2 separate regions of the Homo sapiens genome follow, and region 2 is linked to region 1. A link is an interaction called in ENCODE POLR2A ChIA-PET data of the cell type or tissue named here. Cell type or tissue: GM12878. All regions are shown on one strand. Links, peaks and the distances in the headings refer to the core of each region. The heading gives the core; the rest is flanking DNA. Region 1 overlaps FBXW7 (F-box and WD repeat domain containing 7). Region 2 overlaps FBXW7 (F-box and WD repeat domain containing 7).

The links. ChIA-PET counts read pairs that join two places held together with the same protein. Peaks named below come from ENCODE experiments on the same cell type or tissue, not always from the same donor. Only the 100,000 strongest peaks of a DNase experiment are listed, where the experiment ranks them.
Region 2: POLR2A ChIA-PET joins it to region 1 with 5 read pairs; 10 of 35 experiments call an interaction of 5 or more read pairs at or near these places.

What each region holds. Positions count from the first base shown.
Region 1 is chr4:152,515,906-152,532,595 of GRCh38, forward strand. All of the region lies in intron 2 of FBXW7 (F-box and WD repeat domain containing 7), which reads right to left. Among named protein-coding and RNA genes, the nearest start is that of FBXW7, 12 kb to the right of the region's middle. RefSeq lists a silencer at 32-250. In GM12878, for the core only: no CTCF peak of the experiment used is centred there; no DNase peak of the experiment used is centred there; H3K4me3 peaks cover 4,538 bases; H3K27ac peaks cover 5,000 bases.
Region 2 is chr4:152,440,247-152,456,936 of GRCh38, forward strand. All of the region lies in intron 2 of FBXW7 (F-box and WD repeat domain containing 7), which reads right to left. Among named protein-coding and RNA genes, the nearest start is that of MIR3140, 41 kb to the right of the region's middle. In GM12878, for the core only: no CTCF peak of the experiment used is centred there; no DNase peak of the experiment used is centred there.

The sequences.
Region 1 (16,690 bases), core at 7,184-15,183:
TAACTTGGCCACATGGCAAGAACATGGTGGCGGGGGTGGGCCTCTAAGGAGCTCAAAGTGGTCCCTGGCTGACAGCCAGCAAGCAAACAGGGACATCAGATCTACAAGAACAAGGAATTGAACTCTTCCCACAACCGGTGAGCCTGGAGGAGAACCCAGAGCCTCAGAAGAGATAGGAGCCCCGGCTGATTCCTTAATTTCAGCCTAGTGAGAACCTGAGGAAAGACCCAGCTAAACCATACCCAAATTCCTGACCAATAGAAACTGTAAGATAAGCTGCTAAATTTGTGTTAATTTGCTGTAGAGCAGGGGTCCACAACTGGTACTGGTCCGTGGCCTGTTAGAAACCCGGCCGCACAGCAGGAGGTGAGCTGCAGGTGGAGTATTATCGCCTGAGCTCCGCCTCCTGTCAGATCAGCTGTGGCATTAGAGTCTCATAGGAGCACAAACACTATTGTGAACTGTGCATGCAAGGCATCTAGGTTAGGTGCTCCTTAAGAGAACCTAATGCCTGATGATTCATCCCAAACCATTCCCCACTGCCTCTCCTTCCCCGCATCCACGGAAAAACTGTCTTCCACAAAAATGGTCCCTGGTGCCAAAAAGGCTGGGGACTGCTTCTGTAGAGCGATGGAAAACTAATACCATACAGATGACCATTTAGATTTGAGGAAACATGGTTTATATTATTTCTCTTAAAGGCTGCTACTCTTTATCATCAAAACAATTTCTAAAACTTCACATTATTATAAGTGATGTAATTCAATTTCACAAGTCAGCAAGATAAGCGGTAATACTAATCTCAACACTGCACAGTTTTTAATTTTTAATTTTTTAAAGAAAGTGTAACTTCTAAGAATTTATTTCTTCCACCAAGTAGGCACACAAACAATACTGTAAACTTAGTATGGTTGTTTCCGCTTTTTTTGTTTGTTTTTGAGACAGGGTCTTATTTTGTCACCCAGGCTGGACTGCAGTAGCACCATCTTGGCTCACTGCAGCCTCGACCTCCTGGGTTCAAGCAATCCTCCTGCCTCAGCCTCCCAAGTAGCTGGGACTACAGGCAAGTGCCACTACACCCAGCTAATTTTTGTATGTTCAGTAGAGATGGTTTCGCCATGTTGTCCAGCTGGTCTCGAACTCCTGAGCTCAAGCGATCCACTCGCCTCAGCCTCCCAAAGTGCTAGGATTATACGCATGAGCTACCGTGCCAGGCTGTTTCTGCCTTTCTAAACCAATGACATATCAAAACAGAAGCCCAATCTTGGTCTTTATCCATTTCTAAGGAAGTGTAAATAAAGTTGGAGGGGTGGTTTTTTTAAAAAAGTTAATTTTGAGATCTAGCATGGCCACATTATTGGAGGCAATCATCCAGTTTCTAAGAACTTCGGTAAACTCGACTATTTAAAAAAAGGAAACACAGAAATCTGAATAAAGTCTACTATCTAATTAATAGTATAAATAAACAAATGGAATAATAATGCATGCTCTGCCAACCTCATATATAATTAAATGCCAATGAAAATAGCCAGTACTTCTATGGCTCTTATTGTGTGCCAGGCACTGTTCTATAAATAATATATAAGAAATAAATTTACAGATGACACAGACAGTATAGAATAAAGATTAAGGTCCCAGGCTCTAGAGCCAGACTGCCTGGAAACAATCCCAGCTCCACTATTAACTAAAGGTGGGACCTTGACCATGTTTAACTTCTCTATGCCAAATTTTCAGCTATAAAATAGGGATATTAACAACACTTACCTCATAGAGCTATCGTGAGGACTGGATGAGGTAATACACATGAAGGACACAGAACAGTGCCTGTCACATAATAAACACTCAAATACCGATATCGATATTATTTGTATAGTGGTGCCATATTAACATTCACTTCTAAGAAAGGAAACCTGTAGTAGATTATGTCAGAGGATACTAATGAGCCTTAGACTTAAAGTCTGAAAATCTTGAAGTACTTATCTGATTCTTTCTACCCCAACCCCTAAATTCTATTTACCAGAATTTAGTTCCACTTAGGCATTTTTAATCTTTTATAGAACATCATTCAGCACTCAATACTTATTTTTTTCTTTTTTTCTTCAAGACAAAGTCTCGCTGTGTCGCCCAGGCTGGAGTGCAATGGTGCAATCTCAGCTCAATGCAACCTCCACCACCCGGGTTCAAGCAATTCTCCTGCCTCAGCCTCCAGAGTAGCTGGGATTACAGGCACGCACCACCACACCCAGCTAATTTTTCTATTTTTAGTAGAGACAGGGTTTCACCATGCCAGCCAGGCTGGTCTGGAACTCCTGGCCTCAAGTGATCCACCCGCCTTGGACTCCCAATGTGCTGGGATTACAGCCATGAGCCACTGCACCCAGCCTACTATTTTATTTATTTATATATTTGAAACAGGGTCTTGCTCTCTCACCCAGGCTAAAGTATAGTGGCAGGATCTTGGCTCACTACAGTCTTGAACTACTACGCTCAAAACCATCCTCCCACCTCAGCCTCCCAAGTAACTAGGACTACAGGTGCACACCACCACACCCAGCTAATTTATTTTATTTTTGTAGAGACAAGGTTTTGCCATGATGCCCAGGCTGGTCTCCAACTCCCGGCCTAAAGCAATCCTTTTGCCTCAGCCTCTCGAGTAACTGGGATTATAGGCATAAGCCATCACGCTCAGCTTCAGCACTCTATACTTAGTATTTGCATGTAACTTTTGATAAAATTTTATAAAGGCATATAATTAAAATTTCTGAAAAGGGCAAAGTTCAAATGTATTTAACTATAGTTACAAATACAGTATTTTAAATGGAACCAAGAGAAAATCTTTCACAAAACATTTTTAAAGGCCAACATCTAAGTTTAGCTCTTTTTAAGGTAACAGAATTACAAAAATTATTTTAAATATCCTAATGAAAAAACAAAAATACAGATATAAAAACTATGTTCTCACAGTATTAATTAAATATGAAATATCTATAAATAAACTCACTGGGTAGGGAATAGTTCTACAAAGTATGTAAAAGAAGAAAAAATAAATTTTTTTTAAATTACAAACACCAAATCAGCAAACAAAAATAGTTTAAGAAATTACATAAGGGAAGCCAGGCGTGGTGGCTCATGCCTGTAATCCCAGCATTTTGAGAGGTGAAGGTGGGTGGATCACGAGGTCAGGAGATCGAGACCATCCTGGCTAACACGGTGAAACCCCGTCTCTACTAAAAATACAAAAAATTAGCAGGGCGTAGCGGTGGGCGCCTGTAGTCCCAGCTACTCAGGAGGCTGAGGGAGGAGAATGGCGTGAATCCGGGAGGCAGAGCTTGCAGTGAGCCAAGATCACACCACTGCACTCCAGCCTGGGCTACAGAGTGAGACTCTGTCTCAAAAATAAATAAATAAATAAATAAAGAAAGAAAGAAAGAATAATCAGATACCCACTGACTTAAGCAATTTATACCCAAGAGACTAACAAATGTTGATTCTCAGATTTTCTGCTAAACCATAGGTTTTCAAATCCTAAATAATGTATTTGAGGCTCATCCTGAAATAATCTCCTTCAAAAGATTTAACTCTCACTCAACAACACATTTCACATATAAAATCAGTTTTCTCCATAATCTTAGACAGATTTTGCCTAGATAAATTTATTCTACTGCTAACATATCTGGGACACCTGTCCTGATGATGATTCCAAGAGCAAGACTAAAAAATGAGGGTTAATGCAAATCAATTCAAATGACGGACTTCAATTTCACAATTATTTTGTATAATGACATAAAACTGGGAATTGCTTCTTCACGAGTCTGTTAATCTGCCTTCCAATAGGATGATTTTCTATCATTTTCCCCTCCTATGTCAGTACAACTTTCCATTTTCAATAAAAACTTAAGAGACAGCATGCATGATTAAAAGCATAGACCATGGAGTATGACAGATCTAGATTTGAATCCCAGTTCTGCAAGTCAAAATTCCGATGTGTTCTTGGAAATTTCTCTGAATTTGTTTCCTTTGCCATAAAACATCAGTAGCTATTTCATATGAACTGCTGTGAGGACTAAGTTAAATAACGGTTGTAAAAATCCTTAGGACAGTTCCTGACATACAGTAAACATTCAATACATGGTAATAATAATGATCATGAATTACAAAATCTACATTCTTATCTTCTAGATTCATACCCCTCTCCTTCCTTGCCAATTCTTTAAAAATAACTGGGGGTAAAAAATCAATCATTACCGGCCGGGCGCGGTGGCTCACGCCTGTAATCCCAGCACTTTGGGAGGCCGAGGCGGGTGGATCATGAGGTCAGGAGATCGAGACCATCCTGGCTAACAAGGTGAAACCCCGTCTCTACTAAAAATACAAAAAATTAGCCGGGCGCGGTGGCGGGCGCCTGTAGTCCCAGCTACTGGGGAGGCTGAGGCAGGAGAATGGCGTGAACCCGGGAAGCGGAGCTTGCAGTGAGCCGAGATTGCGCCACTGCAGTCCGCAGTCCGGCCTGGGCGACAGAGCGAGACTCCGTCTCAAAAAAAAAAAAAAAAAAAATCAATCATTACCAAAAGCAAAAGAGATCTAGTAGGTCACTTCTTCACCTCCAGTTGTCCTCTTTCTTTCCTACACCTCAATAGCCTCAATCATTACCCATACTTAAGAGTACATACTCACTTAATTTGGGCCCAAATGTGCAAAGGGGACCAGTCCTTATTTAACACTGTTACTTAATGATGGCTCCTCCATGATGTAAAAATGATACTACATATTCATCTTTCCAACAAACTCAACACCAGAACGGACCTATGTTGTGAAAAAGGAATCAGCCAAAAGCACTATTCAGGAAGTATCCATTGGATCAAAGTTTCACTACTGAGTCAAAAATAGGAAGGTCGACTTTAAGAATAAGATGTTCCAAAATATCTAAGCTACTTTACTTCTAGGATATGCTTTCTAGAAATGCAGAAGAAAAAAGTTCACATGAAAATTTTATCAGCTCCTGGGATTTGCTTCTAATTCATTCAACAAATATTTGCTGAACACCTATGGGCAAGCACAACACTAAGCACTTGGAAACAAAGGTGACAAGATAATGTGTGGTCTCCCCTCCTGCCAACCCCCATAGAACTTATTTAAAAGCTTTCCAGTTTTTTGTCTCTCCCATTCATTTGTTAACATACTATATGTCTACAATGTGGCAGGAATGTTAGGTACTTGGGGGAGCAGGTGTTGACTAAGACAAGACTCTTGCCCTCAAAGAACTGAGAGATCAGTAGAAAAGAAAAATACAAATAAGGATGTTAAGTGCTATAAAAGCCACAGAGATACTGTGGGTAACCAGTGGAAAAAAATAACTAATTCTAGTTATATTAATCAGGACACACTTCCTAGGAGATCAATATTTAAGTAGGGTCTGAAGAGACAAATGTTTCCCAGATGAAAAGAAAAGAATATTCCAAGCAGAGGAAACAGCAAGGTGTAGAGACAAATATACATGAAAGAATATACATGTACACACACATACAAATAGACATTAAAGTACATACATGCTGTATATACATGGACACACAACCAGTGTTTGGATACAAGTGAAACAAGTCACCTGAACCACAACATACAGAAAATGATATGACTTCCCAATTCTTCCAAAGATAATACACAACCCTGTAAATAGCAGAAAAGTCAGTACATTCAAATTCCATCCTTAGGGTATTAAGGCTGAATTCTCTCCCAGAAATAAGGGGACGGTGGAAGGAGCTCTGAAGGGTAGATTGGATCTGGACTAGAAGGGATCCCAAAGGGATCCCAGCAAAGAAGAGTCAATTCAAGTGGGAATACAGAGAAAGAACAGAAGCAAGGCAATTAAGAGGCTCCTGAAATGGACAAGGAATGGTAAGGGTCCAATTTTTTTTTTTTTTTTTTTTTTTTTTTGAGACTGAGTCTCGCCCTGTCACCCAGGCTGGAGTGCAATGGCGCGATCTCAGCTCACTGCAACCTCCGTCTCCCTGGTTCAAGCGATTCTCCCTACCTCAGCCTCCCCAGTAGCTGAAATTACAGGTGCACGCCACCATGCCCAGCTAATTTTCTGTATTTTTAGTAAGGGTCCAATTTTAAACAGTAAACAGGAAAAGTGTACACAGAAAAACAAGATCCTAAGTTAAAGAGCCCTTGACTTGGTGAGTAATAAAACATATGGAAAGAGAGAGAGCTCCAAGGTTTCCCCCAATAGATCATTCCATTTACCTTGATACTTGTTTTTTAAGTGTACGTTTGACTTTATGAATACACACTACGGCACTCATATCTCATAAGCCCTCTATTCATAATACACTTTTACATGAATAGCTCGTCATAAAAAAATTAAATTAGTAAAATTCATCTGGAACCTTTTCTCAGTTTCTGAAAAAAGTGTAAGGACTTTTAGATTAATTTTGGAGTACTTTCCCTGTAACCTTAAAAAGAAATGAAACCTACTAACCTTCTTACATGTCTGTCTTTTAAAATGAATGTTAAATGAAGCCTATCCATGTCTGTGACTCATCTTTATCAATAATCAGCATGTATACAGAATCTAACTGGCAAAGTACCTTATACAAAGGAACTAAGCTGGGTTTCCCAATGTTGCTTGGCAGGGCTGGCATTCTGGACCAGGTAATTTTTTTGTTGTGGATGCTGTCCTATACCTTGTTTATACCTAACCTCTACCCACGAGATACCAGTAGCACCCTTCCCTCTCCCCACTCCCCCAAATGACCATCAGAAACATCACCAAATAGTGCCAAATGTCCCCTGGGGACCCTGTTATAGATTGTTATATACTAAGCACTGTTTCGAGCTTCTCATTTACTTCGTTTAATACTAACAAAGAAGTAACCATGAGGTGGGTAGATATCATTTTCCCCTCCTTACAGATAAAGAAACCGAGGGAGGTTAAACAACTTGCCAAAGGTCATACAACCAGTAAGTGTGGTAGCCTGTACTTGAACCCAAACAATGATGGCTCAAGTTCCTGCTCCTAATCACTGTTGAGCTCTACCACTAATGACCCAGCATTTATCATCTGACACTTGAAAAGTAGTATTTTGAATCTTATCTAGCACTAAAAACTAAAACTACCACCAAGTGACAATTGAAAGTTCACAAACTCAATTCAAGATAAATTAACAAGCATTTTTTAAGCACTGATTATATGCACAGCAGTTTCAGCAACTAGAGTGGTTCAAAGAAGAAACTAACATTTATTAAGGATCTGGCTCCAGGACCCCTTTCACACATTATCTCTTTGAGGTCTCACAACATCCCTGGGTGGTATTATCTTTTTTTCAAGAGAGTAAGCTCAAGGTCAAAATAGAAAAGTGGTCCCTGACCTAAAAACTTTCACAATTTAATTGGAGAGACCAAAAAAAACACATATTTTAAAGAAAATAAGCAAATTAAATGTATCAGTTAACAATAAATAAAGGGTAGAAAACACAAAATATGAGAAAGAAAAGTATACAGTTAGACTAGTCAGAAAATAAATCTAAAAAGATGCTTCTAGTATCCCCTCCTCTTAAGAAAATGGCATAGAAGAGCAAAAGAGGAGCAGCTGGGGAGGAGCAACATCTCTCTGAATGATGTGAAATACAAGTTTTGGGGACTGAAAGTTTTGAGATAGCCAATTTAAGTAGTAAGTCAAGGAAATGATGAAAACTATCATTTAAGGCTGCCTTAAAATTAGGATCAAGCTGAAGCTGGAGACAATAAAGCTAGTCTATGATACGCTTTTAGGGTGCCCCTACCTCCAAACACTCTCAAGCACAGCAACAGGAACAATCAAAAAGTATGTAAAGGTTAAGACTGCTAGGGTTGGTTAATGAAAGCTTAGACAAAGTCCAACAACCAAATTTCCTGAGTGACACATCATCTATTTTGTTTTGTGTATTTTGTCTCTCCTAACCAGAAAGTAAGTTTCAAGAGAGCAGGATTTTTGTTTTGCTTATTTAGATCAATTCCTGGCATAGTAGGTGTTCAGTAAATCTGAACTGAATCTGCTGCTGAATAAAGGCAGTATTCCAAATAGTAACACGTTCAGGAGCAAAGATCACCAATGTCTCAGCATTCAGAAAACCAGCACCCTCACAGAAATAACAATAACTTAATACTATAATATTTCTTATTATTGCAGCAGCTAACATTTACTGGATGCTAACTTAGGCAGACACTGTGCTAAAGGCTTACATGCATTATCTCACTCAATCCTCTTAATTACTCTATAAGGGAAACAGGTACTATTATTATCATCCCAGTTTTAAAAGAAACACACATGGAATAAATAACTTGCCTGAAATCACAAAGCAGCAGAGCTGGAACCTGGGTCTATCAACTCCAAAGCTTGCCTCTCAGCTACTATGTCACATATAGAATTATAAGCACCCCTCTCAGACAAAGCTAGCGAAATAGAGTCAATGAGGAAAAAACAACAGAACAAAAAAACTCCTCTGTAAGTCAAAAACTCTTTGGCCATCCCCTTCTCCTAGCAGGTATGGTGGAAATTTTCCCACCCTAAAATAACACTGATTATCCCATACAAACTAAACCTTCAATGGTTTAAAGAACCCAAATGTTGAAAAGCTATGAATAAAAACCAATAATCTAATCATCATTTCAAAGGGTGACAGATAACAAGTGGTAACACCTCATGTCCACAACCCAAAGAAATAACAGGGTGTGACCTCTGACTAAGACTGAACTCAAAACTTCCGGAGCCACTCTCCCTGATATCTGCCTCTTCTTTCCTCCCTCCTTTACTGCCTCTCTCCCCACCTCTGTACAACCCCACTCTCTTCTCCCGCTCATTTATTTTAAAAAAAAGGAAATTTTGTTTCCTGTCTAAATGTCTAAATCTGGTAATATAAAAGTTTAGTATTTATCCGCAGGGGGGAAAAATCCACCTGCATAACACTCAGTAGAAAAAGGCTTCCCCACTCACTGTATAAGCATTCTAGTTTATACTATCAAATTCACACAGCAGTCAATTAAGAGACCACCAATCATGCAAAAGAAAACTTACAACCCAAATATTTATTTACACAACCTTCCAGTATTACATACATAATAATCAGGAAGAAATCAAATAAACTAGAGAGAACATGCTCTTCTTCCCATCCAGGAACTCATTATAAAGTCTTTTTTGAAAAACTATGAAATGTAAAGATCCCTAGAAGCATAATCCAAATCGTTACCAATAAAGAAAAGTATTTAAAATGCTGAAATTTTTTAAACTAGAATATTCATTAATCATCTAACTAGAGAGCCACTAGCAGATAAACCCATCTAATTTCTACATTTACACCAAAATCTAAAGCAAACTTTCCTTAAAAGGAGAAGTCACAGCTAGCAAGATAATCAGTGCTAAAGAATATATTTTTTAAACTTTTATTTTAGGTTTCGGGGTACATGTAAAGGTTTCATAGGTAAACACATGTCACGAGGGTGTGCTGTACTTATTATTTCAACAACCAGGTATTAAACCCAGTACCCAATAGTTATCTTTTCTGCTCTTCTCCCTCCTCCAACCCTCCCCCTCAAGTAGACCCCAGTGTCTATTCATTTTGTTCATAAGTTCTTACCATTTAGCTCCCACTTATAAGTGAGAACACGCGGTACTTGGTTTTCTGTTCCTGCATTAGTGTGCTACGGATAATAGCCTCCAGCTTCATCCATACTCCCACAAAAGACATGATCTCCTTCTTTTTTATGGCTGCACAGTATCCCATGGTGTGTATGTACCACATTTTCTTTATCCAATCTGTCACTGATGGGCATTTAGATTGATTCCACATCTTTGCTATTGTGATTAGTGCTGTAAGGAACACGCGTGTGCATGTGTCTTTATGGTAGAATGAATTATATTCTTCTGGGTATATACCCATTAGTAATGGGATTGCTGGGTGGAATGGTAGTTCTGCTGTTAGCTCTTTAAGGAATCGCGATACTGATTTCCACAATGGTTGAACTAATTTACACTCCCACCAACAGTATATAAGTGTTCCCTTTTCTCCACAACTTCACTAGCATCTGTTATTTTTTGACTTTTTATAGTAGCCACTCTGAATAGTCTGAGATGGTATCTCATTGTGGTTTTGATTTGCGTTTCTCTAATGAGTAATATTGAGCTTTCTTTGCTTGTTGGCCACATGTAAGTCTTCTTCTGAGAAGTGTCTATTCACGTCCTTTGTCCACTTTTTAATGGGGTCGTTTTTCTCTTGTAAATTTAAGTTCTTATAGACGTTGGACAATAGACCTTTGTCAGATGCATAGTTTGCAAGTATTTTCTTCCAAGAATGTATCTCAGTCTTTTTTTCTAGCTTAGATTTTTTTCATATACCTTAAATATACAGTTCTATTCAATAAACAGCCAATGAAGGAAAGCATACCAAAACTGTTCTCAACATAGAATTTCTTTCCAAATACAAAAACAATCAAGAAGCATTTATTTATTGTATTGGCCAATAAAACACTGATTATGCCCTACTCGAAGAAAAGGTATTTCTGAAAACCAATCTTGTATTTAACAAATATTAAGCACACAAAAAAAGGAATTTTTAAAACCCACATACTAATAATTTCAGGAAAAAACAAAAACTAAAATTAAGTAGTTAAAATAGAATCATGTAAACAAAATTATTTCGATCTTAATTTGAGATGTAAATGACACAGATAAAATTTCCGTTCAACTTCTTAATGATTTTTTAAAGCTTTTTATTTCCAGGGGTTAAAGAGATGGGCAACTAAAAAGGCTGATAACTGAATTAGATCCTGCTATTTCTAAATGGGCAATTTAAACCACAGTCACTATCATAATCACTAACTATTCAAAAACGGATTCTTTTCTGGTCCATGCACTACTGAGATCTTTGAAACTAAATTCAAATTCCAGTTATGTTCAAATCAGTCTTTCTTTTCTATTAAAAAAAAGCCCAACAGTTCTGTCATTTCTTCAGTTTTTAATAAAATGTTAATGAAGTTTTAGATGTTTCTGAAAACACAGAATTACTTCAGTATTATTTGTCAAACTCAAGTGTTGAATTTAAATGTTGGGCTTAATATAAGGCCTGATTTAAATCTTCTATCTACAACACACTTTAAAACAACTTTAACTTAATAAATTAACACTGATGGGTCAAATGCTATATGCCAGGCACTGGATTAAGAGCTTTGCATGCTTTATATTATCTCATTTAATCCTAACAACCACCATGTAAAGGACACGTTTTCCTCCATCAACAGGTGATGCCACCAAAATTAAAAGGATAATAAATAGCTTGTCCAAGGCCATGAAGCCAAGAAATTATTGAATTATGAATTACTGAATGCATATTATGAATGTATTTTATTACGTAAATGAGAAGTAAACTAGCTGCCTGTTGCTGACTCCAGGTAGACCTGTTTTCAACCATTTGGTAATTATAAATTACACTTTTAGTGAAGCAACTCCTTCTCAGACCTAGAGAATGTCATGCAAAGGTATATTACCCCTCATTCACCCCCCTAAAAAGCATGCAATCCTAAAAGGCTGTTAAAAAATACACACACTCTGACCGGGCACTGTGGCCCCAGCCTGTAATCTCAACACTTTGGGAGGCCATTTCAGGAGGACTGCTTGAGTCCTGGAGTTTGAGAACCAGCCTGGGCAATATAGTGAGACCCTGTCTTTACAGAATTTTTTTTTTAAATTTGCAGGGTGTGGCAGTACACACCTATAGTCCCAGCTACTCAGCTACTCAGGAGGCTAAGGTGGGAAGATCACTTGAGCCCAGGGGGTCACGGCTGCAGTGAGCAAGGATCACACCACTGCCCTCCAGCCTGGTGACAACAAGCAACCCTGTCTCTAAAAAAAATAATTTTATACAAACCACACACACTCTCATAAGCATTGACTAGATCAGGAATTTTTGTTAAAAATTTAAAAATTATATACACACACACACACACACACACACACACACACACACATATATATACACACACACATACATTCTTCCAAAAACAAACCAACAATTTGCCTTGAGACTTCACATTTGGAACTGATAATAAACATTGACGGGTTCGTTTAAGATGCTGTGAGATGAAAACGCCAAAGCCAGAGGATGTGATCCTCTCAGAGAAAAGGCTAAATAATATTAAAAATATTTTGTAGTCTTTTAATATTTCCTAAATTCCAGAGCAGTCATGCAGAAATGAACATCTAACACAATACACTAGGTACAGGTACACAGACAGACAGAAACACACAGAGAGAGAGAGGAAAAAAACATGCTATCTCTTTCTTACAGCCAGATTTCCAGTAGCTATCTTCCAGATAGAAAGAAAGGGCAAAGGTGACACAGCATAGCAACAGAAACTGCACAGTATCTGACTGATCCACTAGCTGTCCCTTAGGTCTGATGGGGGAAGAGCAGAAGATACTCAAGCAATAAGGTCTCTTGTGCATTTCTGTTTGTTTCTGATTTTCAACTACGTGCATGGCAGGATAATACAAGACGAACACTGGCTCTCATATTTTCTTCTTATAAGCCTTCTGCTTTACAGAAATCAAGTGTTAACTCAAAAATTGTAAAAGAACACCTCAGAAAAATTTAGTTAAATGTTAAGTTTGTCATTCCAATATCCAGATCAAGTGCTCAAACTGCAGATGCTCCCTCAAATGTTTCACAATTCTTAAGTTGTAATAGGAAGAAATTTTTAAAGATACTTGCATGTAAAAATATAATTACTAGAAGATATATATCCCATAGTGTTCAGAAAATGTCACGTACTTTGAGAAAATACATTCCATTTAAACATACTGTGAAAGGTATCATGAGGAAGTACCAAGGAGGTATCATCAGAAAGCAGCAAAAACATAAAAGTACATTAAGACATAAAACAGGATATTAAGTGATATTAAAAATATTTTGTAAGGTCTTTTAATATTGCCTAAATTCCAGAGCAGTCATGCAGAAATGAACATCTAGCACAATACGCTAGGTATATCTACACATACATACTTTGTGTGTGTGTGTGTGTGTGTACATTTTCCCCCATTATACTTAATGGGGGAAAGTCTAAGAACAGGACAAATTAACAGCAAGAATTCATTATTTAACAGCAACTTTACTCATCTTTTTGTAATGACAATTCAGTTACACTAAAAACATACACATTTTTCCCTGGTCCACTCAAAGTATCAACAAACTGGAATAATTTCTGTTTGGAGTATTTGCAGATAGAAGATGCACACCTTGTGTCTTTTAAATTGCCACTCATCCTTAGGCTTGGGACAATGATAAAATTACTTGAAAAGACAAAAATTAAAAGATTTTTTAAAATAATAAGGAAATAATCCTTTCCAAATAAATAGGGAAAGCAACTTTATAGTGACCTTCTAAAAGATGTACTAACATTGTCAGATTATATACTCTTTTTTTAAAAGGAAGAAGAAAAATTAAAAAGTAAATTGTTAGTTCAATTTAAGTAACAATATGTAGAAATACTACATATAAACTAAAAGCAGGTTTCAAACTAACTAAAAAGTGATCATTATTGCAAGAGTAATCTCCACCCCTGCCATAAACAAGGGAATCCTAAAATAAATAGGATTTATGAAACTAAATATACCATCATCCAATGTTGGTATCTGCTGACATATGAAACAAATATTTTAATATTAACTGTAATGTAAAATTGCACAAAGTGAATTACACTTTCTGAACAACACATGTGAGAAAGATTCACTCTTAAAAATATAGCAATGCTGGCCAGGTGTGGTGGCTCACGCCTGCAATCCCAGCACTGAGGGAGGTCGAGGTAGATGGATTACCTGAGCTCAGGAGTTAAGAGACCAGCCTGGGCAACATGATGCATGGCCTTTGGGGTTACCTGGTGGGTGCTAAAACACACACACATATACCCTCGAGGCTCTCTAATTCCCTATCAATCCAAAAGTTGTTACCCATCTCTATCAAAAATACAAAAAAATTAGTCGGGCATGGTGGCGCATGCCTGTGATCCCAGCCACTCGAGAGGCTGAGGTAGGAGGATGACTTGAGCCCAGGAGGTGGAGGTTGCAGTGAGCTGAGATCACACCACAGCACTCCAGCCTGGGTGACAGAATGAGACCCCGTCACAAAAAAAAAAAAAATACACACACACACACACACACACACACACACACGTGTATATATATACGTGTACATATATATATATACGTATATATATGTATATACATCAAAGCTTTTTAAAGTACACATTTAAATGATTTAAGTGATTTGTTAATATACACTAGTACTTGAAATTAACAAAACAAAAATTGCGATGTGTAATTCTACACACTGAATTAGCCACTGCAAGAGATTAAGACTTTAATAGATAGCAGTATCAAACTTTAATGCTCTTATAATTTGACTCATATTATTCAAACCAACCATAGACACTTCTAATTTTACACACGAAGTAAATGCTTTACATTTATTTTCAGAAGGTTTCAAAAGTATGCCCACAAGCTTCTTTACAGATACTTTTGGCCATGATACAAAGCCAGTATATCACTAAATGCCAACTGTGGTTATCTTTAGATAAGAAATGCAGGTAGTCCCTACTTTTTAGCTGCATCCCTTTAAAGATGGTATCACCCCGACCCTCAATCCATAGTTTTCATCACCATGAAGGCAAAAGTATTTTGTACAGTAGAGTATGTGCTTTATGCAGAATCATTTTAAATGAACTCAGAGAAAAACATCTCATCTAGAAAACAAAGACCACCAAAAATAGCCAGTCCTGGCTTTGTAGTGTAATAAAGCTCATACTGTTTGTTGGTGGATTTGGCAGTTGTCTATACCAGGAGTCCAAAAACTTCGGCCTATGGGCCAATTGGAGCACGGCAACATTCATTCACTTCCTTGTTGTCTACAGCTGCTTTCACACTATAAGAACAGAATTGAAAGTTGTGACAGATCATGTGGCCTGTAAAACCTAAAATATTTACTAACTGGCCCTTTACAAAAATAGTTTGCCAACTCTTTCTCTACACAATGAGATGTCAGAAGCACCAGAAGACTTCTCCAAGAACCATCTCCAAAGTACAATGAAATGAGCCTATGCATGGCCTTTGGGGTCATCTGGTGGGTGCTAAAACACACACACACACACAAACATATACCCTCAAGGCTCTCTAATTCCCTATCAATCCAAAAGTTGCCAAGGCAAAGTACATGAAGTTACCACTCTTCCCACTGTCCTCACTAGTAAATAACATTAACTATAAGTGGCTGCCTTCTAAAATTCATCTGAACATGGCTTCGACTGCACAAAAAATGTTGTGGAAAGTGGAGGATGACAAGAGAAGGCCTCCATATGGCATATAATCCAATCCCTATATTTTCACCCTAGAATCACCTTAGACCTATCTCCTTGTTGAAACATCTCTTCCCCAGAGTTTCTGCCATTTGAATAATCACTGTTAAGAAGTCAGAGAAGCTACTAGGAAGGTGCAGAATTCCAACTAAGGAACACAAAAAAGTGTGAATATATATTTCCTTCCTCACAATCCTTAATCCTGTTAAAGTCAATACTAAATGCAAGCCGCAAAAATGTCTACATTTTTTTAAATGCCAAGTTGCTTTTTTTTAATAAAAAGTTTAAAAGGAAAAAAAAAAAAAAAGCATGTTCAGCACTACTGTGCCTACACAGGGATATCCCCTCCATTGTATGGGACACAAAGACACACACCAACTGTGAACAAGGGAAGCAGCCTTCTCTGTCAGCTATTTTTGGCCTCACTTCGTCATATCAAGACCAAACGTAGGATAATAATGCACAGTGAACTTTAAAACATGAATTTGAGGAAACAAATCTGTCCTTCTATTTATAAATTCCTTAACAATGAAATTATTATTAAGTATACTCTTCTGAACTTAATCTCAAGGGACCTATATACCCTATTTAAAAAAAAAAAAAAATTTTAGCTTGTTTCAAAAATACAGAATAATATACCCTGGGACTAAACTGGTGGCCATGTTTAAAGCCTGCTCATTCCTTTTTAACTTCAACTCTTATCCACTTCTAAAACATCTATTTTAGGTAGTGTCTCATTCATTCAGATTTTCCCCCTAACTAAAAATACCCACTTTTCAGCTCTTCACTTTCCATCAGTACTCTGGGAAACCTAAATACTTTGAAAATAATTCCAACTTTACATTTTCAGTATATTACCTGCTAAACTATTTTGCTGTTTTGAAACTGCACCAGTATCCAATTGTTGCCCTAAAATTTCACATCCAAAGCAAAGTCTACTGTCCCATTTCTAAACTCTTTTTTGTAAGAAGCCACTTTCAACACACTAAGCATCTTCTTTTTCACTCCTCCTTCTGTATAGCCCTGGATAGCCACGATATAATAAAAATGTTGGTTCCCTAGAAAAACAAAATCCTAATCCAGGCATACAGCTTTTACCTAAAATGTAATTTCTCCCCAGTCATCTGAAATTACTCTCAGGAACACTCTTCTCAGTTGCTTCTTTGAACTGTAATCATGTGTCTACACAAACACAACTGACCCTAACACTACTCAACAACCTCTATCTGTATTCCCTTCAAACCAGCTTCGTAATTTTATCTGTCCCTTATGCCTTTCAATTCCAAAAGTCTTAAATATTGTGTCTCCACTTGCT
Region 2 (16,690 bases), core at 3,114-11,113, 80 kb before region 1:
AACCATTAGAATGACAAATTCTTCCTTTAGAAATAATCTCTTTAGCTTGCAGCACAACACCTTTGAAATTATTTTCTTTATGAAAATCTCAAAGTATTAAGGAGAAAGCAGTACATACTGTCCCTGGTTAGAGAGGATACATTTCTTCACTAAGCAGAACAATAACAATAACAAAAATTGACTTCAGCATTCAAATTTCTGTTGACAACATGTGTTTAAGATGATTCTATCACTTAGGAATGTCAAACTCTAACCAAAATTTAATTTTGGTAACACAAATTATTAAAAACTTAAAATATTTAAGTTTACCTGAAATTTTGTTTTACATCAAGGCATTTTTAAAACTTCTTATGATTTTCTGAAACAGGTATATCCTGAAATGTCAAATCACTAAAGTTATAAATACCAGTGGAGCACTCTTCAAAACTGGGAAGGGATATATGAGCTAACAAAAAAGGGGAGAAAATGGTACCTTGCACAGAACAAGTACACCCATCTAGTAAAGAGATGTAATCTAAGCATTCCCCATCCCACTCCCTGCTCCAAATCATGTCCTATATGCTTTATATAGAATGTCATTTGGACCCTGACTGTTCACACCACTTTCTATTCTCTCTACCAATTCAGGTTCAATACTGTAACATTCTGAAACACTGTTTCTCTTTCTTCATTGCTTAAGTTTATACGGTTTTTTTTTTTCAATAACGTTCACTAAGCGTCATGTCTCTTCTATGTAGAAATTTTAAGATGGAAGCGGCAATATATCTTTCTTATTGAAATAAAAACATTGATCAAGAACAATTTCCACTGTGATAAACAGAAAATACGTATCAAAATTACACAGACCTACCTACATAGAATGTATATTCAGCAACTCGAACTTATATGGCTAAGTATGTTCCTCTCCTTATTGAGATGACTGAAGCTTTCAGAGAGCTGTGTACCTATCAACTTGTGATATCTCAATCTCAAAGGTTTTGTTTCTTTACTCCTCCCTTCTTTGTCGCCTGTCTCTGAGAGGAAAAATGTAATCTCCATCATTTCTAAGACTATTAATACCATCAGTAGCTTTGATTTTCTCTACCCCTAAGCCTTTCAGAAATTTGCTCCATTAGTCACACGCCTCCTGCTTAAAGGTTCAATTTCTTTAATCTTAATCTTGTCTCTTTGTTAATATTCACCAGTATATGACACTGATTCTTTAATGTCAATATAAGACCAACATAAATGAGTGAAGTCTCATAAATAGGAAGAAAGTTGCCCCAATCCAACTATTCAGATTTTTAAAATAATAAAATTCAGTTTTCTTTTCAATTCACTCTTAATGAAGCTCTAATAATAAAATGGAAGTAAAGGAGGAAGCAACAATCAGTATCACAAAATACGCAAAGAGCCAAGACTATATGGCAATTATTTCCAATCTTTATTTTTGAATAACCAATGACTTGCTGGTTATGCCAAATTATATCTAAAAGTTAACCCAGGTCTGATTCTAAAAAATAAATTTTAAAAAGCTCTCTTTGGAGGATAGACTGCTATTACTTTCAACTAGTCATTTCCAAAATTTAGGAATTAATTTCCTATATAGAAGCAGAATATGTTACAAAACTTTGCTCCTATGCTCACTTTTCTTTTAAAAATTAAACCTGTTTCTTAAACATTATCTTTAAAAGGTTAACACGATTTTTATTCACTCTTAATCACACATTGTAGGGTAAAGAATAACATTTCACCATCCCTCCCAGAAAAAAGTAACCTCAATCGGAATTTTGATATTCTTCCTGTAAGTTTTGTGATCTTATACAAAATTCAAGACATTTCCAATCTTACTTCTAGGCACTAAAAGATATTGCTTATAATATATTAATCGTAACTATCATATAACTTCCCCTACTTATCAAAGCAATGTTGTTGCTCTGAGGTTTCCAACTTCTCATTTCCCACTCCACACAGCTTCCTCAGGGTATTATATGCTTTCTCGTAGCATCAACTACAATCTACAGTGGTGGTTCTCAAACTTCAGTAGAATTACAGATCACTCTGGAGGCAGGGGTTCTTGTATTAAAATGTAAATTCCTAGGCTGGTAGCAAAAACGAAATCTATGGCTCCTTCTAAATTCACCTCTTCCAAGATGGCTTCCCAAGTAACTCTTCACCACTACTCCCAAACATTATTAGTTTAAAAACTTTCTGTTCCAACAGGTTCTATTCCATACCTATGTTCTGAAATACCTTGTAACTATTTTGTTGTCTGTCTCTCTCATTAGGACTGTAAACTCCAAGGAAGTAATTTTTGGCTTCTCTGTTTTAGTATTTCCAGTGGTTTACACAAGAGGTTAGCTATTAGCAGGCGATCGTTAAATGCCAGTACACATGTACTGACCAGATTAAAGGACAGGTAACAAATAGTTGAATAAAAATCAGCAATAATGACTCATTATATACTTTGCTCTACACTTTGACAGTCTGAATTAGGAAGGCTTATACAACAGTTTTGTTTCCCAAGTTATGAACACTTAAAAGTTTCAGACAGACCAACAAGGACAGTATCAGGGATAAGAACATGGGTCTTTAAGTTAGACATTACTGAGGTAAAAACCTAGATCCACCACTTAATATGATCTCAGGAAAGCTTATAATAGTTTCAGTGCCTCCTCAACGCTAAAACAAAGCTCATATCTAATTAATACATTCTAGGTGAAGATTGAAAGAAGTAACATATTAAAGCACCCAAGGCCAGGCGCGGTGGCTCATGCCTGTAATCCCACCACTTTGGGAGGCCGAGGCAGGCGGATAACCTGAGGTTGGGAGTTCAAGACCAGCTTGACCAACACGGAGAAGCCCTGTCTCTACTAAAAATACAAAATTAGCCGGGCGTGGTGGTGCATGCCTGTAATCCCAGCTACTCGGGAGGCAGAGGCCGGAGTATCACTTGAACCCGGGAGGCGGAGGTTGTGGTGAGCCGAAATCGCACCATTGCACTCCAGCCTGGGCAACAAGAGTGAAACTCCTTCTCAAAAAAACAAAACAAAACAAAAAACATATTAAAGCACCCAAAACCTGGTGTATGGCAGATAACCAGAATATGGTAGCTGTTACTTTAATTAAGCTATTTCTTTAAAATTAAACGATTAAAGTGTATGAAAGTGGGAGAAACATTTTCCTTTCAAAAAAATACAGTAATATTTTAAAATAAATACACAAATTACTAATTTTAATCTACAGAGTTTTATCGATCAGTTAAATTACAATTAAAAATCAAAACCACACAGCCTAAAACAGGGCTTTGTGCTTAACGTGGCTACCCAACTGACTCCTGCATATAGTTGGCGGTCTTTTAAGAACCCAATTCTTTTTAAAAACTTTGAAAATTGATTTTTTTCTCTTCTTTTGAAAGACACTTTCTACTGCAGATTAAAATCCAATCAAAATTTGCTGGGTGGGTAGGTAAAGGCATATATGATCCATTTGCATAAACACACTCAATAATTAATACAAGAGTTAAGAATATTAGTATAAAGGGGTCCTTATACTAGCTTAAAGGATTTACAATCTTCTAAAAAATTTTAATGTTTTTCAGAGAAAGTTTGCAACTGTTCCCTGTTTTATTAATTTACTTTGTCCTATTTCAAAGGTTGAGTCTAAGGTATAGTAGAAAATTTGAAAACATAAGACATGTAAAGATGAAATATTTCAAATTATCCATAATATCATCATCCAGAGATAATCACTTTATAAATTTGCTGTATTTCCTTCCAGCTCCTTCTCTACAAAGCGTTCTCTACAAACATGTGCTTCTCTACAAACATGTGCTTCTCTACAAACATGTGCTTTAAAAATGGGTGCCATGTTAGGTTACACTACATGAAAATGCTGATATTCTACTACTCTTGACCTACAAAAACGGTAATTTCATATGATTTAACCTAAGACCATATGCACTATATGTACATATATGTATGACCATAATTTTATATTCTTCGAGACTTTACATTAAATCATGAGCACTTTCCTATGTCTTACAAAATCTTCCCCATATAACATTTTATGGCTGGATGGTTAGTCCAAACAAATGGATATAAAAAACAAACCATTTATCTGATGTTTGAAATTGAGTTGTTTCCAGTTTTTCACCATTATAGATGATAATGGTACGAACATCCTTGTGCCTAAGTCTTCCTGCGAATCTGAGTATCTCCTTAGGAATTATCTCTATAATTCCTAGAAGTAGGTTTTCTGAGTCAAAGTTTATGAATACTTTTAATCCTAAACAAGTTCCTAAAATGAGTACCACAAAAGAACCAATTTACATTTCACCATAAGTCAGAAGGATAATTTTACAAACCATCTATGGTTTGTAAACAAATTCTTAAAGGAAAAGCTGCAAGGCATAGAAACAAGGTAAAACAGGAAAACATTCTCAATATCATTGGTTGTAACAATTTGGTATAACCAAGAATCATGTGAGAGGCTTATTTAAAAACAAAGATCTCTGGATCCCATTCCGGTGATTCTTTCAATGTGCCCTGATGTAAACTGGTACTTTTAACCACCATCCAAAGTGATAGATACAAGTGATTCCTGAACCATACTTTCTTTGTTTGAGACAGGGTCTCACTCTGCTGTCCAGGCTGGACTGCAGTGGCACAATAATAGCTCAGCTCACTGCAGTCTCGACCTGCCAGACTCAGATGATCCTCCTACATGGCTGTGACTACAGGCACATGCCACCACACCTGGCTAATTTTCTTGTATTTTTTGTAGAGATGAGGTTTTGCCACGTGTCCCAGGCTGGTCTCAAACTTCTCGACTCAAGCGACCCATCTGCCTCTACCTCCCAAAGCGCTAGGATTACCAATGTGAGCCACCGTGCCCAGCCCTGAACCACACTTTGGAAAACATTACTCCAAATAGTACAAATATGCTTTATATGAATAATTTTTCCTACGAATTATTGCTGAGTAAGAGGTGAACAAATCATTTCTTATTCAAGACTAAAAAAATTAGGTAATCATTTATATTACATCTTCAGATGAAATTTGGCTTCATCTCTACACTCACAGCTTAATTGAAAGTACAAATACAAACTGAGTATCTCTTATCTGAAATGCTTGGAACCAGAAATGTTTCAGATTTGGGATTTTTAAAAAATATTTGCATTATACTTATCAGAAATTTCAAAATCCGAAGCGCTTCAATGAGCACTTCCTTTGAGCAGCAGGCTGATGCCTAAAGTTTTGACATTGGTTCTGCTATTTCCCAGTTGTGTGATTTTTAGGAGTTGTAGAACCTCTCTGAGCTTCAGTTCTCTCATCTTTAAAAATAATCATTAGAGTCTTTCTCATAAATGACATAATTAACATAGAAGTGCTTAGTACAGGCCAGGCACAGTGGCTCACACCTGTAATCCCAACACCTTGGGAGGCCAAGCGGGGCAGATCACTTGAGGCCAGGAGTTAGAGATCAGCCTGGGCAACATGGCAGAACCCCATCTCTATTAAACATACAAAAAAATTAGCTGGGTGTGGTGGCAGGTGCCTGTAATCCCAGCTACTTGGGAGGCTGAGGCAGGATAATCACTTGAACCTAGGAGGCAGAGGTTGCAGTGAGCCAAGATCGCGCCACTGTACTCCAACCTGGGTGACACAGCAAGACTCTGTCTTTAAAAAAAAAAAAAAAAAAAAAAAAAAAAAAAACCAAAGTGCTTAGTACAGCACTTGGTCCAAAGTAAGAGTTCAATCAATGAACCTACAAACCATTTTGCCTAGGCAACAAAGATGACTGCACAGCGCTTATCTAATAGGCCATACAGGAAGAAAGCACCAATAACATAATGGCCAACCTTCTTAAAACGTGTTTACTAAAAAATATCCTAGGTACTGAATAAACTCCCTAATGACATTATCTTTGTTAGAAAGTCTAGAAAAAATTGGCAGCACCAGATTTTAATCCCAGGTCTATTCTATTAACCACTAGGATAATTTCCAGAATTACTATCCTACTTAGGAAATATTGGATATCAAAGAGATAAAACAGTATTCTTAGCAAAAACATGTTACCCACCCACCCCCCCAAAAAAAGACATAAAAAGTGAAAGGAGAGGTTTTAACATCACCTACAACTTGATTCTTTAAGAAACTTCATCCTTCTTCCTAACTCTAACTTCTATAGCTTCAAGGTCAAGTATTCTAATACTTCCCACTGGTAAGGGTAAATTGAAATCTTTTTAATGGACATTTTAAGAGCATGTTTAAGGGACTTTAAAATGTTCATACATAATTTGATCAAGGTTATCAAATAGATTAATGGCAGAGCCAAATTAAATCCAACTCTTTTAATGCTCGATCCAGGGCTCTTTAGAAAAGGCAGCTCCACTGAGGCTAGAACTTCACGCTGCCCATTTATTTTACATAAAATACTGTCTAATCACAGACCAATCATAGTTATCTTTCTAACTTTTATAAAAAGTAGTCAACACTCTGGTGTTTACTTCCTCGTTTCCTATTTGCTGAACCCATCATGAAAAGAAGCTGTCATAGACGGCACTCCAGTAAAACATATCCATGATTAATTTGCTGGTGGCCCATCATTAAACATTTTCAATATATATGAAATTCAGACACATCCTTGACCGAATCCTAAATGATATTAACATGCTTATGTTCATCAGTGTTCACAGAAGGGTTTTTTTCTTGGAAGTCAAGAGAGTCTATAAACTTTTTACCTGTTGAATAATAAAAGATTACAAATACTAGTGTTTAAATTATTTTCAATTTTCCATAATTAATGTTTAAAGTATCTGAATTAAAGGAAATGTGCAGACTAGCACAGATAATATTTTCAACTTTCTAGAAACACTAAGGCTTCAAACACTACAAGTGACTATTTGAGTACATCAAAAAGGAAAGTTCTCTTAACATGGTGATTTGAATACCACATGTGATGACAATTTTATGCCCCGTTTCTACTACAGTAAATTGTTAATCTTATTTAATTTTTGTAAATGTTTTTAGATGTGGTTGAGAGAAATGGTGTCTCTATCATGGCAAGAACAGAAACAGGGAATGATAAAGAATTCAGTATTTTTATGTGGTGGAGTCTGTATAAAACACTTTACATGAGGTAGAGGTATTGGTGAGGAAGGGAGTGGAAGAGAGTTTCTTTTCTAATCTAACACCATCAGCAAAACTTTTAAGTAATCAAAGTCTTTGACAGCATCTGAGTTTCTATGACAGTAGTTCTATTTTACAGTTAGCAATATTCCTACACTTCTATATTTGAACCAATTATTTGTTTAAAAGGCATAGAAAAGGAAAACAAAAATTATTTTAAAATAATCACTTTGAAATTTATAATACTTGATATTAGATTTTTAATTTGCTATATCCTTAAACACTACTTTAAAATAGCTTTATATATCCTCATCAGTATCCCTTAGAAGTAATACAACTCATATTTCCTAAATGGTGCCTTACCCATGAAACCACTAAGAAAGTAAAAGACCAAAAAAGGATGCAAAACAACTGCAGTACAACTCAAGAGATCAAGAACCTTACCATCATTCTAATTACAGCTAGAGTCTGAAGCTAATGAAATCTACGAATGTGAGGAATATTCCACTTCATTTAGATAACACAGCATAGTTACCAATAACTCTCATATTTTAGAGATATGCTCTCATGGTCAATACCAGAATATGTTGATATTTAGCTAGGAATATGGAGCAGAAAGACTATGAATTGATGAATGAAATAATATATAATCTCTAAAATTTCATGAAGGCATACAACTTAACCATAAAGTTACTGAGGCTACTCACAAAACTTGAAACGAAGAAAACAAGAAAGAAAAACTAATCTAATCTTTAAAATAAGTGCTGCTGCTTTAAGTGGCCGGCAGTCTCACATAAACTCCAGGCTGAAATCACAACATCCATTAGAGTGCTCCACAGCTCAGAGCAAGCAAGCAAGTGGTTGTCAGTGCAGCTAGTAAATCACCTGATCCTATTACAAAATCAATTACTGCAGTGCATTTCCATTGCTACACAATCTGATGATGACAAAATGATATTGGATATCTACTGCAAGGTCAAGAAAACTGCTAAGAACATCTTTAATTGGTCTTTTATTTTTAATCATTTGGTCTTAGTCATAATGCATCCATTTTCATTGCATATTTTTATTTGAAATAAATCTATGTAGTTACCTTTGGTTGCCTGGGACATTCGATGGATAATCTCTGCAACTGGTCTGATGTATGGCTACAAGAGAACAAATCGGAGCAGCAGGTCGAACGGCTCAACCTCTTCATTAAAGAAGAAATAATGCTGCAGCCACAGCCACACATTGACTTGCTCATTAGATGAGAATTTGACTTAAAAAATCAGAACTGGTGATGTCACATATATACTCAAAATTGTCAAACTGCCTCATTCTGCAGCTCTCTGGCTGAAAGAAACACTACTAAAAAAGAATAAAACAACAGCTTTGCTACAGAAGATGCCAGCCACAAACTCATCGCCAAGAAAAACTGGATATTAAAACAGAAGTCTCCCAGCTACTCTTTAGAAAGAAGGTAAGGTGCTTTAATATTTTAAATTGTTTTATATTAAAGCCCAAGTACTTAACAAAGGAGCAAACTCAAGACACCCCAAAATTATACTAACCACTTTCTGTCTTCCATCAGTTTAGATCTGTTTGCCTACTCCTTCAGCTCAGCCTATCCAACCTGTTCCCTCTGTAAATGCACACGATTTCAACAACCAACAGGAATGAGCTCCACCCCTCCCCGTCTCCACACACACTGTTCAAGAACCGTTTAATATCTGGAAAAGAACTGCTGCTGCATTGCTTTGAGAAACAACAGGGAGCAAATTACTGGATGGATTCTTTAACTTACCAATCAGAACTGCTGACCTTTTATGACTCTACAATTCAAGAAGCCTGCCAAATACTCACAGTAAGAATAATCAACAAATTTTACTTCTATACTATAGATTAATTTACAGAATTGTTTTCAATCTTATTATTCAATCTACAATACAAAAATATAGGCCTAAGTATTTTTTAAATAAACAAAATGTAGACAGTAGCTAATACAAATCTTTGAGGACTGATGGAAGAGGGTAGGAGGGTAACTGAATAAAATATACAAGCAAAAATTCCCTCTGGATACTTTATGTAGACTTGAGAAGTAATGAACAATAAAAATCTATAGCAAAAATACTGGTGCAGATAATGATGTAATAAACAAGCTGGATAATCCAAGGAGGCTCCTGCTATCATAAATGTTAGAAGAGTTTTAATGAGAAAAAAGGACATATGGCTATATAGGTAGGTACTGACCACAAGTAAAAAGCCATCAAAAACCTCATTGTTTTGATACTGAATTTTCTCCCACTTACTTGTCTGCATTTTATTTAAAAGATTATTTTAAAAACCACAAACCACCCTGAAAACATAAGCAACAATATTAAGTATGCTAGCTATACTATACCTTTTATACTTAAGCATTCTACCTTTGCCAATAATGCACAAAGGTATTTGTTTATACAATGTAATTAATCCACATTACAATTTCCAGGACAAGGGAGGGTCGCATTAATACAAATACTTTATAGTCTTCACAAATAATCATACTTCAAATTACTGTAACTTAAATGAACATTCATAGACCAATGATTGCTAATGTAAGAGCACCCTTTTTGGGGAAGATAGTCTAAAACTAAATAATAAACACCTTGAATTAAAATACGTATTTTAAAACTTCCCATTGTCTGTGACACTGAAAGGTTTCTTCTTTGTGTATGTAACATGCTCAATTTCTTCCCTGGTTTAAAGCTAAAAAGATCCAGCACTGCCTCTGCCTTCACCTTGCACTGCCCTTTTGATATTCATGTTATACTTAAATCAATTTCCAGAATATCTAAAAACAGGCATGCACTTCACATTCAATTTTTTAAAAATCCTTTGGTAGATAAAGGCTATGGTAACAAACAAGAAAAATAATGCAGTAACCTTTTACTCGCCTGCTGGAGGTACTGTCTGCTGCACAGAATTTTAAATCCTCATCTGCAGATGCAATTGAACTGGGTATTGCCAAGAACTCTGCTTTTCCTGTGCTGCTGCTACACAGCTATTCATCGAAAGAGCACATTATGTAGAATCTGAAGTACTATCAAATCTGAAGTTTAAGTTTCTTAAATGAGCAAAAGAACTTCTAAAATCTAGCTATACCCCTGCTCTGTCACACTTTCAGATGCATGCCAGCCACGTTAGCGAAAAATGTCCTAGTGCTGCTATGTACTCCTAGCAAATGGGTAAGCTAGGGAAGCTAAGAGTAGTAATGAAAAAATTAATACCACATACTAATGTAAAAACAAGTACCAGGCATTAAAACCTGGTAGGATTTGTGTTGCCAAAAAATGTATAACCTGTCCATAACAATTTGATATTTGTATTAGTTTTCTAATTAAAAGCCTATAAATAAATCATGTGTCTAATATTACCAACAAGCATCAATTAAAAATCCCTGCCATACTGCTATTAATGAAAGTTATCTTACTAGCTATTCAGTCTGCATCACTATTGTTTCTAAAGAAAACTATGAAATAAAAGATTCAAAGGTATAGAATACTTGTGAAATAGCTTGACTTGCAATGTTCCTTCCTCCTCGTCCCCCACACCAATATCCCTTGGATCTTATATTAATTATAACTTAGAGTATAAGCAATATGACGTATTTTCATTATTTATCATTTTCCTTCCACATCAGCTAATTTGATGTATAGTATTGTTGATTCTTAGGTTGCAGATAGATGGAGCTGGAAGGCAAACCAACAAAGATAAGGTTTAAAAATTAGAAGAAAAAGAAGCATAATATTGTTTATGAAAAAGTTTATAATTAACTTTGTCTAGGTACAGATACGTTTTCAAAGAGGAAAGAACATTAATACTTGCTCACTAACAACAATTAAGGATCTTGAGTATTTCTTCAATTAACTAATGCATTTTAAAGTTGCTTTCCCCTTTAATTGCAAGTAACTGTCAAAACTTGTTTTAAAAATATTTAACAATCCATTTCTATCAAATGATTTTCATTTCCTTAAGATACAAGGTGATCACTTCTCTTAAATGGTAGTCTAAAAGATGTGAAATCTACAAACACAACCCTGAACAAGAGACATCCTTCCTCAATGCTCAAATTTATTTGCATAAATAAGCATAAGCTAATTTTTATAGTTCCCCTAAAGGTAAAAATGTATCAAATAAGAATCCGGCTCCCAGAACTCTGGGATGCTGAGTTGGGTGCAAGTAGACTGCTTGAGCCCAGGAGTATGAGAGCAGCCTGGGCAACATGGTAAACCCTGTCTCCACAAAACATACAAAAATTACTGAGGCATGGTGGCACTTGCCTGTAGTCCCACCTACTTCCTACTTGGGAAGCTAAAGTGGGAAGATCACTTGAGCCCAGGAGGTGGAGGCTGCAGTGAGCTGTGACCGCACTCCAGCTTGGACGACAGAGCAAGACCCTGTCTCAAAAAAAAAAAAGAAAAAAAAAGTATCAAATAAAAACTTAGCCAATTGACACTATATTTTAAAAATTATTGTTTCATTTAAAAACACCATTTGTCACACATAGCCTCTGAGAGATGACTCCAGCAATTTTCAAAATATGAACCCTGGGAGTTCCTGAGACACTTACATGGAGTTTCTAAGATCAAAATTATTTCTATAATACTAAGATGTTACTTATGTTTTTTACTCTGTCTCTTGAGTATACACAAAGTAAAGTTTTTGTCAGAGTATAGAGCATGTAATATCCTAACAAACTGAATGCAAAAGCAGATATGAGCATCCAACTGTCTTCCTGTAAGCCAGACTTTGTTAATTGTGTAAACATGTAATTAGCTGTTATTTTTAAATAAATTTAATAAATGAAAACTATTTAAACTTCTCAGCTTTATTTTCTAACAGGGTAAATATCAAGAGAGATAACCCACATAAGTCAAAGCTTTTTGGGGTCTTCAATAATTTTTAAAAGTTTAAAGAGATCCAGAGAGCAAAACAAATTTAGAATCACTAAAAATCTTTGCTCACATTTTTTCCTTAAAATACAGCGTTGGTCATTAAAAGGACTTCAGTAATTTTAAAGCAGAGATTAGAAAAATACTCACTTTAGAATAGCAAGTATAAAATGCTTCTGAATTTTCACTGTTATTTTTAAAACCCAATTTTTAGCCATCTTCATTGTTGAGCACAATTGTTATCAGCTGTGTCTCAGAATAGTGTTCAATACTAACATCTTTCTTTTTTTAAGTAGTAGAACAACTACAGCAGTCCCTGGAGCAAAATTTAAAAATCTAGCTTATAAATACACGTTGAAAAAGAAAGAAGATCAGTTGTTAGGAAAAGGGAAATGTGACATTATATATGTTTAACATAAAAAGAAATTATAAGAACAGCTTCTAAAACTCATCTTGACTGTACAAACCACTAGTTTTAAGTAATTTTTTTTCCTGAGAAGAAATACATAAACTTTAAATAGAACCTCAAGAACGGATTGCCTTGCAGTAATAAATAAATTAGGAGGAAAACACTTTCAAGAATACATTAAAGACAATTAGAGAACTTACAGTATAAAAACTTAATTACTGGCCAGGCGCAGTGGCTCACGCCTGTAATCCCACCACTCTGGGAGGCTGAGGCAGGTGGGTTCCTGAGGTCAGGAGTTTGAGACCAGCCTGGCCAACATGGTGAAACCCCCGTCTCAACTAAAAATACAAAAAATTAGCCAGGCGTGGTGGCACATGCCTGTAATCCCAGCTACTCGGGAGGCTGAGGCAGGAGAATCACTTGAACCTGGGAGGCGGAGGTTGCAGTGAGCCAAGATCGCACCATTGCACTCCAGCCTGGGCAACAGAGTGAGACTGTTTCAGAAAAAAGAAGAAAAAAACTTAATTATTTATGCTGAGAATATGTTAAATGCTTGAAATATTAAGGCTTTACAGTCAAACAGGAAAGATGATTTCTTATCTTAATTTCTTATGTAGTAGCCCACATTTTCCCCTGTAAATCCCACAGAGTGAATTTTCAAAGGGGTTCTCCTTGGTTCTGTCCTTAGCCAAACCCCACGTCACCCCATGTCTTCTACAACTCTGGTTCATTCAGTCTATTCAGTCACCCATTCAGTCATTCAAATATTTACTCAGCACCTACCACATGCTATGCAGGTATGGATAAGGAAGATGCAGCCATACAAAAACGGGCTAAAATCTCTCCTGCCTTCACTGAACTTTTATATTTCAAGGAGAAGGTACAGAAAAAACAAGAGAAATATTTTTCTAGTAAACGGTGGCAGCAGGTAAGGAGAAAAAATACAAGAGGAAGGATGAAATGGCCAGCAAATGCCTCATTTTCTTAATGAAAATGTAAATCGAATTTTTAAAGATTTAAGAACATTTTTTAAATGTTGAAAGAGTGGTGGCAGCAAAAACGTGGTCAGTGAACAAAATTTGAATTTTTTCAGCATGTGTTAGTTTCTAAAAGAAAAAATATTTTTTAGAATTTTTTTGAATTTTTAAATGAAATTTTTCAAAACGTGGAGAAAGGAGTATAATGAACCTCTATATATATACTGTCACCTATATTTAACAGGTACTGAAATATTAGCAATATTGCTTTATCTATCTTTTATTCATTTTTTCCAAGGTATTTTAAAGTAAATTCCAGACATCACGTCATTACTTCCCTCATCCATATACATCATTATGTATCACTAAATAATTTGGCCACTGCCTTTCATACTCACAAAGTCACTATACACATTCAAAATAAGTATATTTCCACGATATTAAGTAATACCAGTCAATATTCAAATTCCCCATCTTATTTTAAAAATGTATTTTCTAGTTAATTTGATCTAAACAGAATCCAAAGAACTACCCTTTGTATATAACTATAGTACTGCTTCTTATATCTCTTTTACTGGAGAGTAACTCTCTAAGCCCCCCCCCCCTTTTTTTTTTTTTTCCACGCCAATACCTTGCAGAAACCATGTTAGGTGTCTCATATTCTGAAATTGTCTGTGCTTCTTCACTGTGTCACTTACCTTGTACCCCAGTCTCCAATATTTCCTACAGATAACTTTTTTCTTTTTGTTTTCTTTTGCCTACAAATAACTTTTGATAATGACTATTCCAAATTCCAACCTGAATAGAAATACTAGCAATATAGCATCAGACATAGGAGCTCTTCTAACTTCAGAGAAGTACTTTAAGTCTATTGGTAATTTTCAAACACTGGTTGAACTGAATGCAAAAAAAATTTAACAGGGTGCAATAGCTCTGAAAGGACAGAAGAGGGAACTATAATATTTAGGAATTCCACACTAAATAGCCCTTTTTAAAAAAAACTAAACACTGACTTTCAACTTGGCAACAGCTAAAAATGTAGTAATAATTACTTTATATATCCTCCTTCCAAAAAACAAACAAAAAAACCTAGAATGCAGAAGAAAAAGATATGGAAGATAAGGATAAAGACTGAATGTACAGATATTTGTAAGTTGTATCCACTAATAAATATTAGCCATTAACAAGAGCTACCATTTAAAATTATTCTACCAAACAATGCACCTCCACTTTCCAAATTAATAATAAAAAAGCATATATCTAAATAAAACTAATATATGTGTTTCCTTAAATAACCATTTTAGTTATAAATTAAAATGTGTTTTTAAAAATTATTCTTTTTAAAGAAAAGTCATCAGGAAATCCAGAAATTAAAGGTTTAAATTACATATCCATTTATTTGAAAGGAAGCTGTAAAAAGACTTTAATAATAATATCTCAAGAATATAGTCCACTAAGATATTTGTTCTAAATACTGATTTTTTAAATATAAATTTAATTTATAAAAACATAAATCTGTCACTTTAATTAAAACTACTTTATAACAAGTACAGAACAGAACTGCAAATGTATGTATAAATGATTGCTGCTATACCCAGGCAACACAGGAGAGTTAGTCACATAACTACAGGACGGAATTCAGGTAAACTTTCTGTTACAATCTAAACAAGGATCTCCTTCACTTCAGTTTCCAATAACATCTTCCTCATTTCCTTCAAAGCACTCACAAGCAGCAGCACCTTTAATGTTCACATTTCCACCAACAGTCTCTTTATGATGATTTAGGTATTCTCTAAGACGATACACATTTTCTCTACTGTGCTCCTCACTTCCTTCTGGGGCATCACCAGCAGAGCCTTTAACATCTGTATTTCTACCATCTGTACATTCAAGATAATCTAGGTTTTCTCCATTATGTTCCTCAAAATTCTACCAGCTTCTGCCAATACCCCAATTTCAAAGCCACTTTCACCTTTTTAGGTATTTGTTACAGCGGCATTCCACTTACAGGCAAAATCTATATGGGCTGTGGTAAGAAATTACTATAAACTTGGTGTAAAGCAACACAAATTTATTATCTCATGGCCTTAGCTCATGGCCCCTTCCCTTCATCTTCAAAGCACATCATTCCAACCTCTGCTGCAGTCATTCATCTCTTCTGCCCTGATTGGTTTTGCCTCCTTCTTACAAGGACTCTCTGATTACACTGGGCTCACCTGGACAATCCTGGCTAATCTCCTCATTTCAAAATCTTTAACTTAATCACATATGCAAAGTTTGTGGAGCCATATCAGGTAACATATATACAGCTTTTGGAAATTAGGATATGGACATCTTTCAGGGGTCATTATTTGGCCTGCCAAAATACAACACAAAAAGCATGAAATATAAAAGAAAAACTATAAATGTGTATTCATCAAAATAAAAGACTTGAACTTGAGAAGACATGGGTAAAGAAAAAAAGGCAAACCACAAACTGAAAAAAATCTGCAAGTAATTATCCAAAGGACTAGTATTTAGCACATAGAAAGAACTCTTATAATTCAATAATAAGACAAACAATACAATGAAAAAATTTAGGCACTGTGGCTCAAGCCTGTAATCCCTGCACTTCTGGAGGCTGAAGTGGAAGGATGGCTTGAGGCCAGAAGTTTGAGACCAGCCTGGGCAACAGTCAGGCCCTATCTCTTTAAAAAAATCCTTAAAAAAAAAAAAAAAAAAAAAAAAAAACAGCCAAGTGTTGTAGTACACATCTGTAGTCCCAGCTACTCAGGAGGCTGAGGCAGGGGGATCACTTGAACTCAGGAGTTCAAGGCTGCAGTGAGCTATGATCACACCACTGCACTCCAGCCTAGGAGACAGAGCAAGACTCTTACTCAAAATAAATAAATCAATAAATCAATAAGCAAAGATTCGAGAAAATACTTCAACAGAAAAAGATGTGAATGGCAAACAAGCATAGGTAAAGATGTTCAACATAATTCGCATTTTCCTAATGATTAATGAATGCCACAATAAGACATTATTATACAGCTACTAAAACAAATCAAATTAAAATACTGTCCATACCAAGAATTCTGAGGATGTGAAGCAACTGGAATGCTCATACACTGCAAGTGGTAATATAAACTGATACAAACCGGAAAAGTTTGGCAGTGTCTTATACAGGTAAACATACACCTACTATATGAATCAGCCATTCCACTCATAGCAGAAATAAGAGCACAAGTCCACATAAAAAACCATGCACCAACATTTGTGACCACTTTATTCATAATA